Linked DNA regions of Mus musculus: region 2 is linked to region 1. Evidence: chromatin loops called from intact Hi-C (ENCODE). Cell type or tissue: left cerebral cortex. All regions are shown on one strand. Each heading gives the region's core, and the rest is flanking DNA. Links, peaks and the distances in the headings are about the cores only.

Region 1 (7,945 bases), core at 1,031-6,030:
TGTGAGAAGGAGTGGGAGAGAGACTTAATATAAAGCCCCTTTTGCCTTAGGTACTCTGGGCAGATGGAGGCCGCCTGCTCACCCCTGCTGCTTCTGCCTCTTTCTGGTGACAGGCAGAATGGATGGGTGGTAGAGCATACAGATGTGGGCAGCTGTGCTTTGGTCCTACATTCTGTAATTGTCTTCAAGTGCAAGTCAAGTTCCATGGCAAAGAGCTTTGTCTTGCTTCTTGCTAGCTGCCTTTTGTGAGCCTGAGGGTAAAAATGAGACTGAGAGACAAGGTTATAGATTATGTAGTAAGCATCGAAGAACCAGAATTTGTGAGCTTTAAGAGTTTGGAGCAGAAACTGAAGGAAAGGCCATCCAGTGACTGTCCCACCTGGGGATCCATCCCATATACAGTCACCAAACCCAGACACTATTGTGGATGCCAACAAGTGCTTGCTGACAGGATCCTGATATAGCTGTCTCCTGAGGGGCTCTACCAGTGTCTGACAAATACAGAAGTGGAGGCTCACAGCCATCCATTAGACTAAGCACAAGGTCCCCAATGAAGGAGCTAGAGAAAGGACCCAATGAGCTAAAGGGGTTTGCAGCCCCATAGGAGGAACATCAATATGAACTAACCAGACCCCCCCAGAGCTCCCAGGGACTAAGCCACCAACCAAAGAGTACACAAGGAGGGACTCAAGGCTTCAGTCCCATATGTATCAGAGAATGGCCTTGTGGAATATCAGTGAGAGGAGAGGCCCTTGGTCTTATGAAGGATCAATGTCCCAGTGTAGGGGAATGCCAGGATAGGGAAGTGGGAATGGGTGGGTTAGTGAGCAGGGGAAGGGGGATTGGATGGGGGGAGGTTGGAGGAGAAACAAGGAAAAGGGTTAAAATTTGAAATGTAAATAAAGAAAATATCTAATAAAAATGGGGAAAAAAAGAATCTACAGATGTTTTTTACAAACTCATCTTAACATTTTCACCCCCTTCTCTTTTCTGTAGGGAAACTGAGGCTCTGAGCAGTTAAGAGGCCAACGATCCAGGTTTATGCTATCAGTGTCTGAGATACAATTAAGTCACCTTTTTGGGTGACATTTCCCTTGACTAGTACCTCAAGATTATGATCCAGGTGGACCATCCCTCCATTGCCTCCAGACATGTCTATGACGCTACCTAGGGATTGTGAAGATTTACCACCTGGTGGAAAATTAAAAAAAAAAAGACTTATTCTGCAAATTGACCAAGCTTAAGAGATACAGCACTGAGAATTCACCCACTACAGAGCTGGTAACCAGGCCTTCAGAGTAAGCTGTGATGTATAGCCATTCTCCTCAGCAGCCTGTTTGACTGAGGGATATAGGAATGACTGCCCTTACCCATGTTTTTGTTCAGATTTATGGTTCTAAATCTGATGGAAAATCTATCATTGGACCATTTGATTCTTCCTAAAGAAAGGCCAAACCACCTGTCAAACCCACGAGCAACACAGCAATGGCTAAGCTGAAGAAGCCAAGTTATATGTCTAGCTCCTCTGTGGGTGGCAGGATCCAGCTGTGGGGAGTCCAAGGTTCCTTGTGTTCTTCTGGCTTGACTATGGTGAGTAAAGGGCTTATTTTCCATATACCACTAAGTGGCAAGAAAGGACTTGTGGCTTAACTGTCTCTAGTTTGTTGCGCTTTACCAAAGAGGAGGACCCAGTGTGGGGCGAGGATACAATATCAGAGGCTGAGAATTTGTTGGACCACCGGTGTTGAGTAGAGAGGAATTACATGTTCTGGTGTCTATTTTTGAAGAGCTGGTATGCAGTAAGAGAAGAAACTATGACTGTCAAGGATGGAGACATGAGTCTAGTCAGGATGACACTGCCATAGAAGTTTGGGTGACAGATGGCAGTGGAAAGATCAGAAAGAATGGGAACCATTATGGGTGAAAGGACACAGACACATCTCAAAATCAGATCTTAGAGGACATCCTGATGGGTCTCGTGTGGGACATGTGACAAAAAGAAGAGTCAGAGAATCAAAGATATCTTAAATTTCTCCAGAAAATGGAAGGACTATTTCCCAGTAGAGCAGATTAAGGACAAGTTACAGGGTAAATCCAGGCTTCAGGGGTAGGTTTGTTCAGCTTGAGATACTTCTGTTGGACAATGTTTTGGTGGACAGGATGAGAGCTAAGGCACTTCTTCTTTCTCACTGTATTTCAGGAGCATGTGTTGGGCTATACTGTAGGCTTAAAGACAAATCAGGCCCTGGTAAGGAGGCATCTCATCTCTGTTGTCATTCTTGAGACAGGTGAGGCCCATAGGACCTGAAGCCTTATCTAAGAGACTGTGGTAGAGACCAGTCATCCATCCTGCTTCTCACCATGGTTTGGTCCACATGCACTAAGCTTTTGAAGGCTAGGGCGATAAGTAGGGAGAGAGAAGCATCCGCAGCTGAGGGTAAAGACTAAAGAGGATAGTGGTTTAGCAGAGGCAAGCGACCTCCTGGAATGAGACCCTGGGACCAGAGTTACAAGGACTTGCTGAAGATGCCAGTCTTTCCTCTGCTGTCTGTCTGGTCATCAGCAATTTTGTTCCCTCTCTCTGGCCCTACTTCCTTGTCTATTAACACAAGCCAAAGGCGGTGACTGCATCTTAATGATAGAGTATTTGCCTAGCACACATGAGGCCTTAGGTTCAATCACTAATACTGCAAAATCAAACCAAACACAGCGGGCCTAACAGCATGGATCCCTGTGGTCTGTGGTGAGGTGACTACATGAGGCTATTACTGTAGGGCCTGGCAGACCCAAGTCTGTCTGTTCCCATGATCATTCTTCCCATAGAACTTTGGAGACAGTTTGATAGTCAGGGTAGTAGGAGGTCTCAGTTGTTGGACTCTGACTTTTATATACTTGCCTTCATCTCAGACACAGGATGCAGAACAGGCCCCAGCATCTCCATAAACATGAAGTAGTGATCTCTTTGCCATAGTAAATGACATCTCTTCCCATCTTGGATTATTAAAATGTCAGACAGCATTGAGTGCTCCATGTAGTAGACATACCTGACACTTAATGTTTAAGTAAGTGGGTACACTGCACTGACAGAATTTTTAATTTGTAAATATGATTGTGATATTTTAGTAAGAGTTGTTTGCATTGCATTAAAACAAATCCATAGACAGAGGAACAGCTGCCTCTTGGCCTGTTGCCACCTAGTGGCCATTTCTGGGATAGCCCAATGTTTTCTAGAAGTCTCTAAGAGATGGGAACAGTCCCTAACCAGACTACCTGATCAACAACTGAAACTTCTGGAGTCCCTCCTGAAGTACTTCCCATGCTGCGATTAATATTGTTTGCCCTTCGGGCATGACAAATTACATCTCCATAAGGCCATCTTCAAACAGCTAAAGCATCCATCCTTGGACATCTCCCGCCCTACTCAGGGCCTTATTTTGGTTCTTAGAGTCTACAGGGTCAGAGGCAATAAAGCACCCGAGTCCCGGCTCTTAGCAGTCAGGGCCAAATAACCCAGTATGCCTCCCGCCTCCATGATTTTCAAACGTTTAGATATTTAGATTTAAAATATTTACATTTTAAAAAATAGTTAATGACAACTGGGCAGTGCTGGTACACACCTTTAGTCTGTACTCGAGAGGCAGTGGCAGGCTGATCTCTGTGAGTTTGGGTCCAGCTTGGTCTATGGAGTGAGTTCCAAGACAGCCAGAAATACACAGAGAAACTCTGTTTTTTTGAAAACAAAACAAAACAAAAAACAAAAAAAGACAAAACAAAAAAGTTAATGGCTTCCAAGTATGAAAATTTGGAATAAAATAACAAGAAATATTTTTAAAGTGTCCACAAAGTAACGACACTTTTTAAGAAAGGATGCTTAAATCAGATTCCATTCGAGTGCATTTGGACCCTACAGGATGAGGACAGGTGAAACATCTGTAAAACTGGAAAGGCCGTAGGTGCTGTGGGCTCTGAGGCAGTTCTAGCCTGGAAGCACAGAACAACCTTCTCACCCACCTCCTCACTCTCTGACTACGTGGGAGGTGGACAGACTCTCTCAGCTCCTGTCATTCAATGAGGAACTAACTGGTAGCAGAGCCCAAGTTCATAACCCTTAGTCTCACTCATCTGTAACACTAGTTACCAGCATCAATAGACCAGCTTTTTCTATGGCACTAGGAACTTCTCTGCCACATTAGAAATTCTTTCAGGATATGCCAAAAATCACACTAGAAATTGATTAATTTGGTTCTCTAAAATGAAAAAAAAATGAAGTTTAAAACTGCAGCAGCAGCAGCTACACTGTTTCTCACTTTAAAAAAAAATCACAATTTTAAGTACACTCTTGCATTTTCTGTTTCCTACTCTGGGCTTCTGTCATCACAATTTATGATCCTTCTTGTGTTATTAAAAACTGATGACCTAATTGGTATTATTTATAATCTTAGTGTACAGAATTACACACTCATTTTTCTTTCTTTTGTTTCTGCTTAAGCATTTTCTTGCCTTTTTATGGCTTTTTGGAAGGCCATTTTCTTATTTGGAAATTGATCACTAAACATTAGTAAACATGAAAATCTAATTTCCATAACCAGTTTTTAAAGGACTATTGATTGTTTGCCCCTGCATGTGATGGAGAGAAGGAATCCCACACTCCGTGTGGCGGTTAGTGACTCTCAGGCTGTATATCAGGGCTGGGGGATGACCGGCTTCTCTGAGAAGTGGCCGGCCCTTAGGATGTGCTTTGTCTGATCTAAAAGGCTTTCTTTGTGGGAGTGTTCAAAGCAGAAGAGCTCTTGTTGTGTAGCAGGGAGGCTTTCTGTGTGCAGTCCTTGTGTGCATGGAGGACTTTTGTGCAAAGCAAGGTAGTCTCTGGGTGAGGAGGAGAGCACCTACACAGGCCTCAGGCCTCACAACGCATCCCAGTACAGTCCCCTGTCCTCCCTAGGCTGCTCTGCAGCCCCAGTAAACCCTAGTCTCCTAGAAACAATAATTCTGGTTGCAGACTACATAGGCAAGAAACATGGATTGTGAAAGTGATGGCTTTAGAGTTCATCTAGCCCACCTGCTTTAGAGCCTAGGGGCAAGGCTCTGACAAGGAAGAGACATGGATGAGAGCAGAGTTCAGACCACAGTTCAATGTTCTTGGTGGTAAATCCAAGGCTAGTTTATTTAAGTTTGAGACATTCCAAGAAAGAAAATGAGGCCAAGAACAGAAGCCTGTTTTTACATTTCTGTATCCCAACCAACACCTAGCATGACACTCGATAGAAGTCATGCCAATCAATATGTCTCCATTGGATAATTAAACTAAACAACATGAGAAGAGATCGTAGTTAAATCCTCAAAAGCTAAACTTACACTGTGTTACACTGTGACCCATAGATTCCACTAGTGGACATGTAATGCAAAGAAAGGAAAACGTATTTCTGCAAAAACTTCCATGAATGCTCAAAGCAAAGATCATTGTCTTTCCATCTCTAAGAACAAAAGTCCAGAGCAAACAACTGAGTTATCATGTCTGCCCTAACTCTGCCTCTGGCAGTCAGTACTTAAGAAGGATCAGGACCCAAAGAGCTTTGTGTCATCCAAGCTCTTTCAGTGAAAAGTAGACGCAATTAATATCCTTTAACTGGTGGAAAAACAAAATGTGGTATAGCCATACAAAAGAATATTACTGAACCATAAAAAAGAATCATCGGTACAACCAATACTTGCTACCATGTGACTGAACTTTGAAAACACAGTACATCAAAGAAAAGTCACCAAAGACCACCCACTGTATGATCACACTTACATGAGATGCCTAAGATAATGAAATCCATAGAGACAGAAAGTAGTTCACAGTGGATAAGGAGAAGAGGGATGGGAAATGGCTACTAAGGGTTCTATAGTCATTGGATGGGGAGGAGTGAAATAAATGTCAAATTTGATAAAGGTGGTGGTTGTGCAAGTCTAAATACATGCAGAACTACTAAGTACCTCCTTTGGGGAAGTGACCTTTATGGCATAAGGTATATCAATAAGGTTGTTACACACACATCCATTGTAGTATAGACAGTTGCATAATCTGTGTGTCCCTTATTTGACTGTGGTTGGGTATAGATGATAACTGAATAAACAGGTCTATGACAAACTACCTCTCAAGTGGCCTTCTGGGTTTGCCTTAGCTACTTTTCAAGTCAGAACCTAATAAAACTTTGCTATGTATGTCCAACAAATATCCATCACATACACTAAAGCTAACTAGCGACCCACAATACACACAGGGCTTAGTAAGCAGCCATGGGACAGAGGAGATAACAACTCATTAGCACAATATCGTAAGCAAAGTATCAGGTAGACTGAATGCCCTCTAAGGACACAGTGTCACTCTTCCAAAAGCCAGGCAACTTGTTCCTGCTCTAAATCACAGGCTTTCGTTTTATGTCAGCTTCTGGGTGGGGCACCATCGGATCCACAAGGCAGGCAGGGCTGGTCAGACTGGTTAACACATGACCTAGGAAAGCTGAGCCCAAGACACACCTTCCACCTTCTTACCCTGCTCAATCACCACACTGCATCTCCCACCCCAAGTTTCTATGTCCTCCTCAGGGAGCCTTCTCATCTCCATCACATTAACCCAGTAATTTACTAAATCCTGAATGATCTGGTGGTGGTGGAGGCATGGCTCCTAGGTGGCATATTTATTATAGTGCAGCCTTTGGAGGCTGGTTATCCGGAAGACAGCTTGGATTCCACTTTGTCTTTGCTGCCTACAGCGTCTTGTGTTTGAAAGAGTGATCATTCTATCAAGACAGCATGTCATCATTCTTATGGCTGTGGTATTTAGGAAACTTCCTATTTGATCTCATGTAGGGCAGACTACAGAAAGGAAATGTGGGAGAGGAAAGAGGAAGGGAAGTGAGTACTAAGGGCTATTAAGTGCAAGGCTCTGTGGGATTTTTTTTTTCCGCCATCCTCACAACAGCCTTGTGGAGTAGATAGTGAGTATGTGTTTATATAAGTGGAAATGGAGGGTCAAAGATTCCAGCCAAGCCACGGTGGAGTTAAAGTCCAGAGCCCAGGTTTCCTCTGCCATGCTTGATCCTAGTGAGGACAGAGCTGGGCCAGAGAAGTCATGTCAGGAAGTGCCACGAGTTACTAGATAGTTCTGAAGCCAGGAGGGCCCCCAATTCCCTGTGGATCTTACCATCCTTCTGCCTCATTTCTTATCATTTATCTGTAGAGTACCTTGAGAATTATATTTCCAGAGATTTGTCAGGACAGAGAAATACTGTCCAAGCCTCCTACCTCAGACCAGTAACTCCTGAAATTCTTTCCAGAAGTACATGGGTGAAGAAGCTCTGGGGCCTTGGGAAACATTCTAGTAGATTCACCACTGACAAAAAGTCATCTTGAGACTTCCGTCTGAGTAAGTGTGGTGAGTCTGGCTTTCCCACCTACCTTCCCTGGGCTCTGCCCATCTTAACCTCCTGGCTGCCAAGCTGCCCCCAGAGGCTGCTTGTAACTGACCACCTCTCTGGAACCAATGACCCCTGAGTAGATTTCTAACAAATGAACAAACAGAATTAATGGGAGGAGTGAAATAAATGTCAAATTTGATAAAGGTGGTGGTTGTACAAGTCTAAATACATAAATCCTTCCTTTTTTCTACCCCATTTCTCTTCCTCCTCCTCTCTACCCATTCATTCACTGCACTGTCTCTTAATGTGCTTTCATTTCTGAAGGATTCACCAGAAGGCTCTCAGTTATCAAATCTGTAAGGATCAAATCTGAGTTTTAGCTGTTTATGCCCACTAAATGTCTCACATAAAAAGCAATTGTGAAATTACTTTTTCATATTTCTCTCTTCTTTTGTTCATACCCCCTAAAATCTGGGGTGGCATATTCTCTAGGTCTTCAACGTGACTTGAAGTTTCACAGTGTTATTTATTTACTTGGAAAGTGT
Region 2 (7,945 bases), core at 994-5,993, 1.2 Mb before region 1:
ATGACAGCGGTAAAAAGCTTAGACTCATTGTAGAGACCAGAAGATGTCAAAGAAGGCAGAGTAGAGGCAAGGTCTAGTGAGGAGACTCGGGGGTACTGCTGAGGGCCTGGACTCCTGGGAGCAGACAATTCGGAGCATGTGATCATGTCTGAGACATGTAGAGTTAAAATCAGTAAGACTGTGCTTAGAGAGGTGGAGACAGGATCAAGGGTTGAAGTCTAGGCCAGCTCCATGTCTTAGCTATTGTGATTACAAAGCAATCAATATGTGTGTGTAAGTCTGTCTGTGGCATGCTGACTTCAGGTACACACCCAGGGATGGAATAGTTGATTGTATGGTAGTTCCATTTTTTAAAAACAAACAAAGAAACAAAAATTGTGTGTGGTGCCAGAGAGGTGGCTCAGTAGGTAAGAGCACTGGCAGCTCTTCCAGAGATCCTGAGTTCAATTCCCAGCAACCACATCAAGGTGGCTCATAACCATCTGTAATGTTATCCCATTCCCTCTTCTGGTGTGTCTGAAGAGAGCGACAGTATACTCACATACATAAAAATAAATAAATAAATAAATAAATCTTAAAAAATATACTTGAAAGCCAACCTAGGCTACATGAGACACTGTCTCAAAAATAATAAAGATTAGGGAATTGTTTAAATGTGGAGGAGGAGAAAATAGGAGACGATGCCCAGATTTCTGGCTAGATCATTAGGGTTTTTTGATGAACATTTACTGAAATGTGCAATGTAGGTACGTACGGAGGTGGAGAAGGATAAAGAATTTTGTGCTCCATGCTGTTAAGGTAAGGATGGGCTTGGGACCTCTGACCGGAGTGGTCTATCCCGTGAGGAGTTGGATGTAGGCCAGGAAGAAAGCTGAAGCAGAGGTTGAGTTATAGGCGTGAACATTTGGTAGCAGAGCTGTCTGAGATAGATCAAGAAAGATGGGCAGATGGAGCAGACCCTGGTCCTAGGATGGATCGCCAGGAGACAGGCAGGCTAGAGAGGACACAGTGGAGAGGGAAGGATTCCAGAGAATGGTGGTGGTAAGGAACCCGAGAGGCACACTGTGGAGGAGTCTCAGACTGTTGAACTTCTGAAAAGACAGATGGGGGAGGGGGGCAGAAGGAAGAGGGGGGAGGCAGACACAAAGACAGGCTTAGGCCTAGCATCAGCTACAGGCCCTTGACAGGAACAGTTTCGGTGAAGTGGTTTGGGAAGAAGCCAGGCCAGGCTGAGTCAAGGGATGAGTAAGAGGTAACGAAGTCGTGACAGCTTGCACGGTGCTGTTTCAGGCTTGGTTCGTGAGTCTTCGAGGCTCCCCAGCAGTGCTCACCCCAAATATAGCAGCATGCTGGAACCAAACAGTTGGGACTGTTTGGAAAGCAACTTGGAATATGTAACAAAAGCAGTAACATAATACACACACTGTGATATAAATTCTATAACACAGATTCAGGGAGAGAACGTAGGTCCTAAGATAACCGTAGCTTGTAATACAGAGACAGTCAAATCCAAAGAAAATATGGACCTAAGGTTCCTACTCCCTACCCCCATCACCTGTTGAAATCCCAGCTCTCGCCAAGATGAGAAGGCGATGGAGCTTTTGAGAGATGAATACCTTCACGAGTGAGATTGGTACCCTAAAACAGAGACCCCAGAGGTTCTGTGGGAGGACACTGGATGACAGTCATCTGTGAAGAAGGTGGCTTCCACCAGACACCAAATCAACTCTCCCACCTCCCAGTAGTTGAAATAAATTGTTGTTTCAATCACCTGGCCTGTGGTGTTATTTGGTACAACAGCCTGAACAAATCGAACCAGGCAAACTACGTTTGTCGAGTAGAATACTGTGCAACCAGGGGCTGGGGAAGTGACTGAGCTGGGAAAGTCCTTACTATGTGAGCCTGGGGACCTTTGTGCTGATCCTCTGTATACATGTAGAAAGCCAGGTGTCACCACCTGGTGTCAGTAACTATAACCCCAGAAGTGGGGAAGTGGGGACAGGAGGATCCCTGGAGCTTGCTAGCCAGCCAGTCTAGACAAACCAGACAGCTCGGTGAGCAACCCTGTCTCAGTAAGTAAGGTGGAGACTGACACGTGGTCTCCATGTGCAGGAGCACACATGTATTCAAATGCACACATGCACACACACTTACGGGCACACACATATGAAAATAGAAGATACACATAGGCGTGGAGTGTGCTAAAACATTCTATTTTGGTTTTCAGTGAGCCAGGAAAGGTTCTATCTACTCTCTTCTGCTGTCTCAGCCTAAGATTTTCCGTAGACACCATCTTTAGATGGACATAGCTCATCCAAAGTTTGTATGTATTGCACTTATTCCTTCTCTCAGTCCAGTAGATTGGGGTAAATCTGGTTAGCCAGACACACACGTGTCTCTCTAGACGAAGATGCACACTCAGGAAGTCCTTCATCACACACTGCCCAGTGACCACCCCGTGTTCTCCGGGCTATAAGTGAGCTGAGAAGGTCACACTGGAGCCTTTGCCTACTCAGTAGCAATGCATCTTTCACACCCTTACATCAAATGTCACTTCCACCCCTTGCTTGGTCCGGTGCTTGGAAAGATAAGTCAATCTTAGTACTTACAGAATGAATGCATCTGTGGCTCAGGAGTTAAGAGCACTTCCTGTTCTTCCTGAGGCCCTGGCACCCACATCGGGAGGCTCACAATCAGCTGTAACTCCAGCTCCAGGTGATCTGTGAGCTCTGCAAACACCCACAGAGCATGTACACATACCCACACACACACACATAAGTGAAAATAAAAATAAACCCTTTTTTAAAAATGAATGTGCACATGATTGAGTGAGCTCCCTCTCCCTCCCTCACCTTCTTGTATGTGTGCAGCACACCTGTGAGTGTGAGTGTGAGTGTGAGTGTGAGGTTCACCATCTGGAGGCCACAGCAGGAGACCTAGCTTGCTTTCTGTTACTGTGATAAAACATTGGCTGAAAGCAACTTGGAGAGGAAAGGGTTTATTTGGCTTTCAAATTACCACCCATTCTTGAAAAAAGATATAGCAAGAACTCAGGCCAGGAACTGAAACAGAAGCCATGGGGAAAGGCTGCTCACTGTCTTGCTCATCGTGGCTTAGCCTGCTTTCTTATACAACCCAGGACCATCTACCATGAGATAGCACCACCCATAATAGGCTGCCCCAAGAAGCTGTCCCATAGAGATGCCCACAGAAAATCTGATAGAGACAGTTCTTCATTTGAGATTCCCTCTTTCCAGTGGACCCAAGTTTATGTCAAGCTGACCAAAACTAACCAGAATAGCATATCTTCCTCTATCATTCTCTGCTGAATTGCTTTTGAGACCGAGTCTCTCACTAAACTGGAAGCTCATTGGTCTAGCCTGGCTCTTCCTCCCAGTTCTGAAGGTACAGCCATATGCAGCCATGCCTGGATTTTTTTTCTTTTTTTTTTTTTTTAAGATTTATTTATTTTAATTATATGTGAGTACACTGTAGCTGTCTTCAGACACTCTAGAAAAGGATGTCAGATTGCATTACAGGTGGTTGTTAGCCACCATGTGGCTGCTGGGAATTGAACTCAGGACCTTTGGAAGAGCAGTGAGTGCTCTAACCACTGAGCCATCTCTCCAGCCCATGCCTGGCTTTTTATGTGAGCTGGGGTTTCAAACTCAGGCCCTCATGCTTGAAGAGTGTTTTATCCATGGAGCCATCCATGTCTCCATTCATCCTTCCATCCATCCACTCAACCACCCTAATAATACTTTTAAAGACACTCTCTCTAAGATATATGTAATGTCTAGTGTCTCATCCCTATAACTTCATAGAAAGCTGAGGCAGAAAAATTTGCTTGAGGGATGAGTTCAGCCTGAGAGGAAGACAAAAGATGCTCTCTAGGACAATCACAGGTTCTGGCAGAGAAGTAATTTCACCACATGAGGGCAGCAGAGCCTCACTAATGAGTGGACGGGAGTTGCCTGCTAACTTCTGAGCACCTGCTGCTGAGAATCTAGAAACTGGCCTTTAATTTTGCTACACTGTAGCAATAAATGCTTTGCTATTTATTGTGCATTTAGTTTTCATGCTTCCCATTCTAAATACAACAAATATCACACAGCAATATTTTAAACAATTCAATAAGAATAATTTAACAGGTCTCTGCATGTTGAAAGTATTTTCCCCGCTGTAGGCTGGTTTGAGGAATGCTGTCCTTGTCTCCGGTTCCAGTGCAGCCGCTCTGCACACAGGCCAGGACTGAAATCAGCTTACAAAACCACACCCATCTTGGGGCACAATAGAGTGCTAGGCTGCCTCTGGAAAATGCCCTGTTTTGCCAGGTTCTGACACCTAGTTAGGCAAATGGGGGTTTTGTTTTCTTCCTTTACTTACTATAGAGGACTTGAAATTGTCTCTGTGGAACATTTTTGTTTGCTTTAAAGAGATTCATTTAATGTTATGTGTATAGCTACTTTGCCTGCGTGTATTTGTATGTCAGAAAAGGGCAGAGGAAGGCACTGGATCCTCTAGAACCGAAGTTGCAGATGATGGCAAGCCTGCTGGGAACTGAGCTTGAATCCTCTCCTTTGTAAGGTCAGCCAGTGCTTTTCACCACTGAGCCAGCTCCCCAGATGTCAAGCACTGAGCCAACTCTCCAGCCTTAACCGAGCTAGTTCTCTGGCCCCGTGGAATGATTTTAATAAACTGTAAAGAGGATGGGTGTAGCTGAAAGGAGTTGCAAGCATGTGGTCCTTGGCATACTTTTAGCTCCATCCAGGAAGACTCTGACATTGTGGCTGTTAGTGTCAGACCTCATGACAGTCTAAGGGTGAAGCTGGTGACCCAAAGATGTGTTGTAAGTCTCCACGAAGCTCCCCACCTGGATGAATTTCAAAGGAGTCCTCAACACAAGTTCAGTTAGAAACTCATTTAACTTCTGAAGAATAAAATACACACAGATAAGACCTCTTTCTCTCTCTGGTGTGTGTGTTGGTGTGTGTGTTTTGCTGCCCCACAGGCTTTTTTGTATGCCTGACTAAGTTCAAGCTCTATAAGTATGAAGTGTTAAAGATTATATGGAATTTTCTGGCAGGTGCCACCAAATCAAATGGAAGATAATTTTATATAAAACAGGGTTTCAGAGCTGTGAGGATGACTCAGTCAGCAAAGTGCTTACAGCTCAGGCATAAGGACATGAGTCCAGTCCCCAGCAGCCACATGAGCATGGTATTGTGCATTTGTCACCTCAGCACTGGGGAGGTGAGAACAGGTAGCTCTCTGGGCAGCCAGCTTAGCCTAGCCATCAAGGTCCGGGTCTCAATGAGAGTGCCTGTCTTAAAAAGAGAGGTGCATGGCTCCTGGGGAATAACAGCTGAGACTGACCTTGTTTTTCACACACATGTGCACCTACACACACACACAAACACACACACACACACACACACACAGAGGAATACAAACACACACACATATGCACCTACACACACACAGAATGACTTTCAGTGGGGCTGTAAGTGTGGTGCTGTTGGTGGAGGGAATCAGTTCAGCTAGTTAAGTCCTTATGAACTCTAGTTACTCATCAGCTCCTATCTCCACCAGTAGTTGCACCTTGACATGTGCTAATATAAGATTTTTTTGGCCTTTGAATTGGCCAGAATAGACTCATTGCTAGACACATTAGAGAAACGGGAGTTTATCATATACAGAACAAACAGCTAATCAGGCCATTTACTCACAACTCCAGTAACCACGTATAAACTCTTTACCAGCTTGAAACATCAGTAATTGAGAAAGGTATAAAAACAAAAAAACAAAAAAACAAAAAAACAAAAAAAAACCAAACAGGGCTGGTGAGATGGCTCAGTGGGTAAGAGCACCCGACTGCTCTTCTGAAGGTCTGAAGTTCAAATCCCAGCAACCACATGGTGGCTCACAACCATCCATAATGAGATCTGACTCCGTCTTCTGGAGTGTCTAAAGACAGCTACAGTGTACTTACATATAATAAAAAATAAATAAATCTTTATAAAAAAATAAGTATTGCTCTGAGAGTTAGCTCAGTGAGGGAGTACCTGCCTAGCATATGAGGTGCGAGAAACCTCACTACCTACACAGCTGTGTTGTCACAAATGGTGTCATTTCTCCCTTAAAGCAAACCCTGAAAGTTAAATATCACACATGCACACACTCACACTACACGGGAATCCAGAGCAGTTAAAACACTCTCTCACACACCGGCTTAAACAATAGCAGCTGGTTCCCTTGCAAATCCTGAGCCTAGGAAACCAAGATCAAAGTGTTTAGTTCCTACTGACACCTTTCTCCATGGCTCTTCTCGTGTCTCCTCATGATCCTTCCTCTGCATGCCTGTGCTTTTGTATCTTATACAAAGACACAGACCACTTGGGAGGCTCAAGCAGGAGTAGGTTGGAGGCCAGCATGGGCTACATAGTGTGTTACACAGCAGCCATGGATAGAGAGACCCTGTCTCCGGAGAAAAGGGGAGCAGAAGGCGTAGGCAGAGGGAAAGCTGGAAAGGGAGGAGAAGACTGGGGAGGGGAGAGGGGGAGAGAGCCCACTGGTCATTTAAGATTGAGAGCTCACCCACAGGACTTACTTCTCATTTTACTTTGATTGCTTCTCTTAAAGACCCCATCAGTGGTACTGGAGATTAGGGCTTTGTGTATAAATTTTGAGGAGACATAGTTCAGCCCATCACACAGCCCCAGTGGGATCTGGGAGCTTGGCCACGACCTTCCTCCCACAAAAATCAAGACATTCATCAAGGGCTCTTAAAGATGAACAAGGAGACCAGAAGTGTACCTAGGGCCCAGAGAGATGCAGGGTGCAGAGGGAGGGGCCTGGTGTGACCTGAGGATGCTTCAAGTCTACCCAGAGTGCTTAAGAAGGTGAAGGCATAACAACTGGAGAGTTTGTCTAGAGACTACAGGACCTTCTGTCCAAGGTGGCTAGGAGGTAACAAGGTAGCCAGAATGACAGCCCTGTGATGTACTTGTATGGCAGGAAAGAGGGAACAGAAGGAGCTGGTGGAGGCTGGGAGGTGAGGCAGAAGCAGAGGCCACGGGGAAACCCTACCTATCAGCCCCAGCATGTGGAACGGGATGAGCACAATCTGGATACTATTGGGCAGTGGGAATCTCTAAGGAAAATGCAAAGACTGGAATATAAGGAGGCCATCATGATGTGCCTGGTGTCTCTGTGCCCTCACATGCCATGTCGAGACTCATGACAGGCACTAAATATTAGGACTCAATCAGTGCTTACAGAAGCCCACGCACGTATCAAAGTGGAGGCTCGTGACATCACGTCAGGAGTTCTATTCTTTTGGTCATGTGTTGATATGCAGCTAAAACAAAAGGAGGTAAGACATGCAATTAGAGCACATCTGTCACCTTCACAGTTAGAATAAACCGGCGTCAGGGCTACCCCTGTCCTGTCACAGCTGGATGATAACCCTTCAAGCTACAAGGTCTTCCTCTACCACCCGTGTCCCACGAAAGCTATCCAAAGCCAACAACTTCTCCAGTTCTTTGTTCAAATATCCTCTGGGCAACTCCTACATTTCTTCAACACTGCCTCACTGTTGATTTTCCTACCATTTGACATTTGTCTCGCCGTCACTACTGGATTTGAGTTTGTCACCTGTCCTTCCAGCTCCCTCCTGGAGGGCAGGAAACCAGGCCTGTTATCCACCTGTTCAGCTTTTCTTTCTGTTGCTCTGACAGACATTGAGTACCAAAAGCAAGCTTATCTCAGCTTCTGCTTCCAGACAACAGCTCACCACTGAGGGAAGTCAGGGCAGGAACTCAAGGCAGAGCCAGGTAGCAGAAAATGTGGAGGAATGTCGATAGTTGTCATTGTTGTGCCAGGGAAATGTTAGTGATCCCCCCCCTAAAACACACACAGGAGCAGATCTGATGCAACTCACAGC

Evidence for each region. Peaks named below come from ENCODE experiments on the same cell type or tissue, not always from the same donor. Only the 100,000 strongest peaks of a DNase experiment are listed, where the experiment ranks them.
Region 2: it touches region 1 in a loop (4-fold over the local background); 2 of 42 quality-filtered maps call a loop at or near these places.

What each region holds. Positions count from the first base shown.
Region 1 is chr9:63,459,294-63,467,238 of GRCm38, forward strand. The region is part of intron 17 of Iqch (IQ motif containing H); the gene reads right to left. It overlaps Gm16759 (a long non-coding RNA gene), which reads left to right. Exons shown (of 5, transcript XR_003948339.1): 2 at 997-1,590. Among named protein-coding and RNA genes, the nearest start is that of Gm25995, 21 kb to the left of the region's middle. In left cerebral cortex, for the core only: a CTCF peak has its summit at 3,204 (motif pointing left); a DNase peak (open chromatin) is centred at 3,205.
Region 2 is chr9:62,283,216-62,291,160 of GRCm38, forward strand. No RefSeq gene overlaps it. Among named protein-coding and RNA genes, the nearest start is that of Spesp1, 5.0 kb to the left of the region's middle. In left cerebral cortex, for the core only: a CTCF peak has its summit at 3,933 (motif pointing right); DNase peaks (open chromatin) are centred at 1,262, 1,957, 2,749 and 3,938; H3K27ac peaks cover 1,665 bases.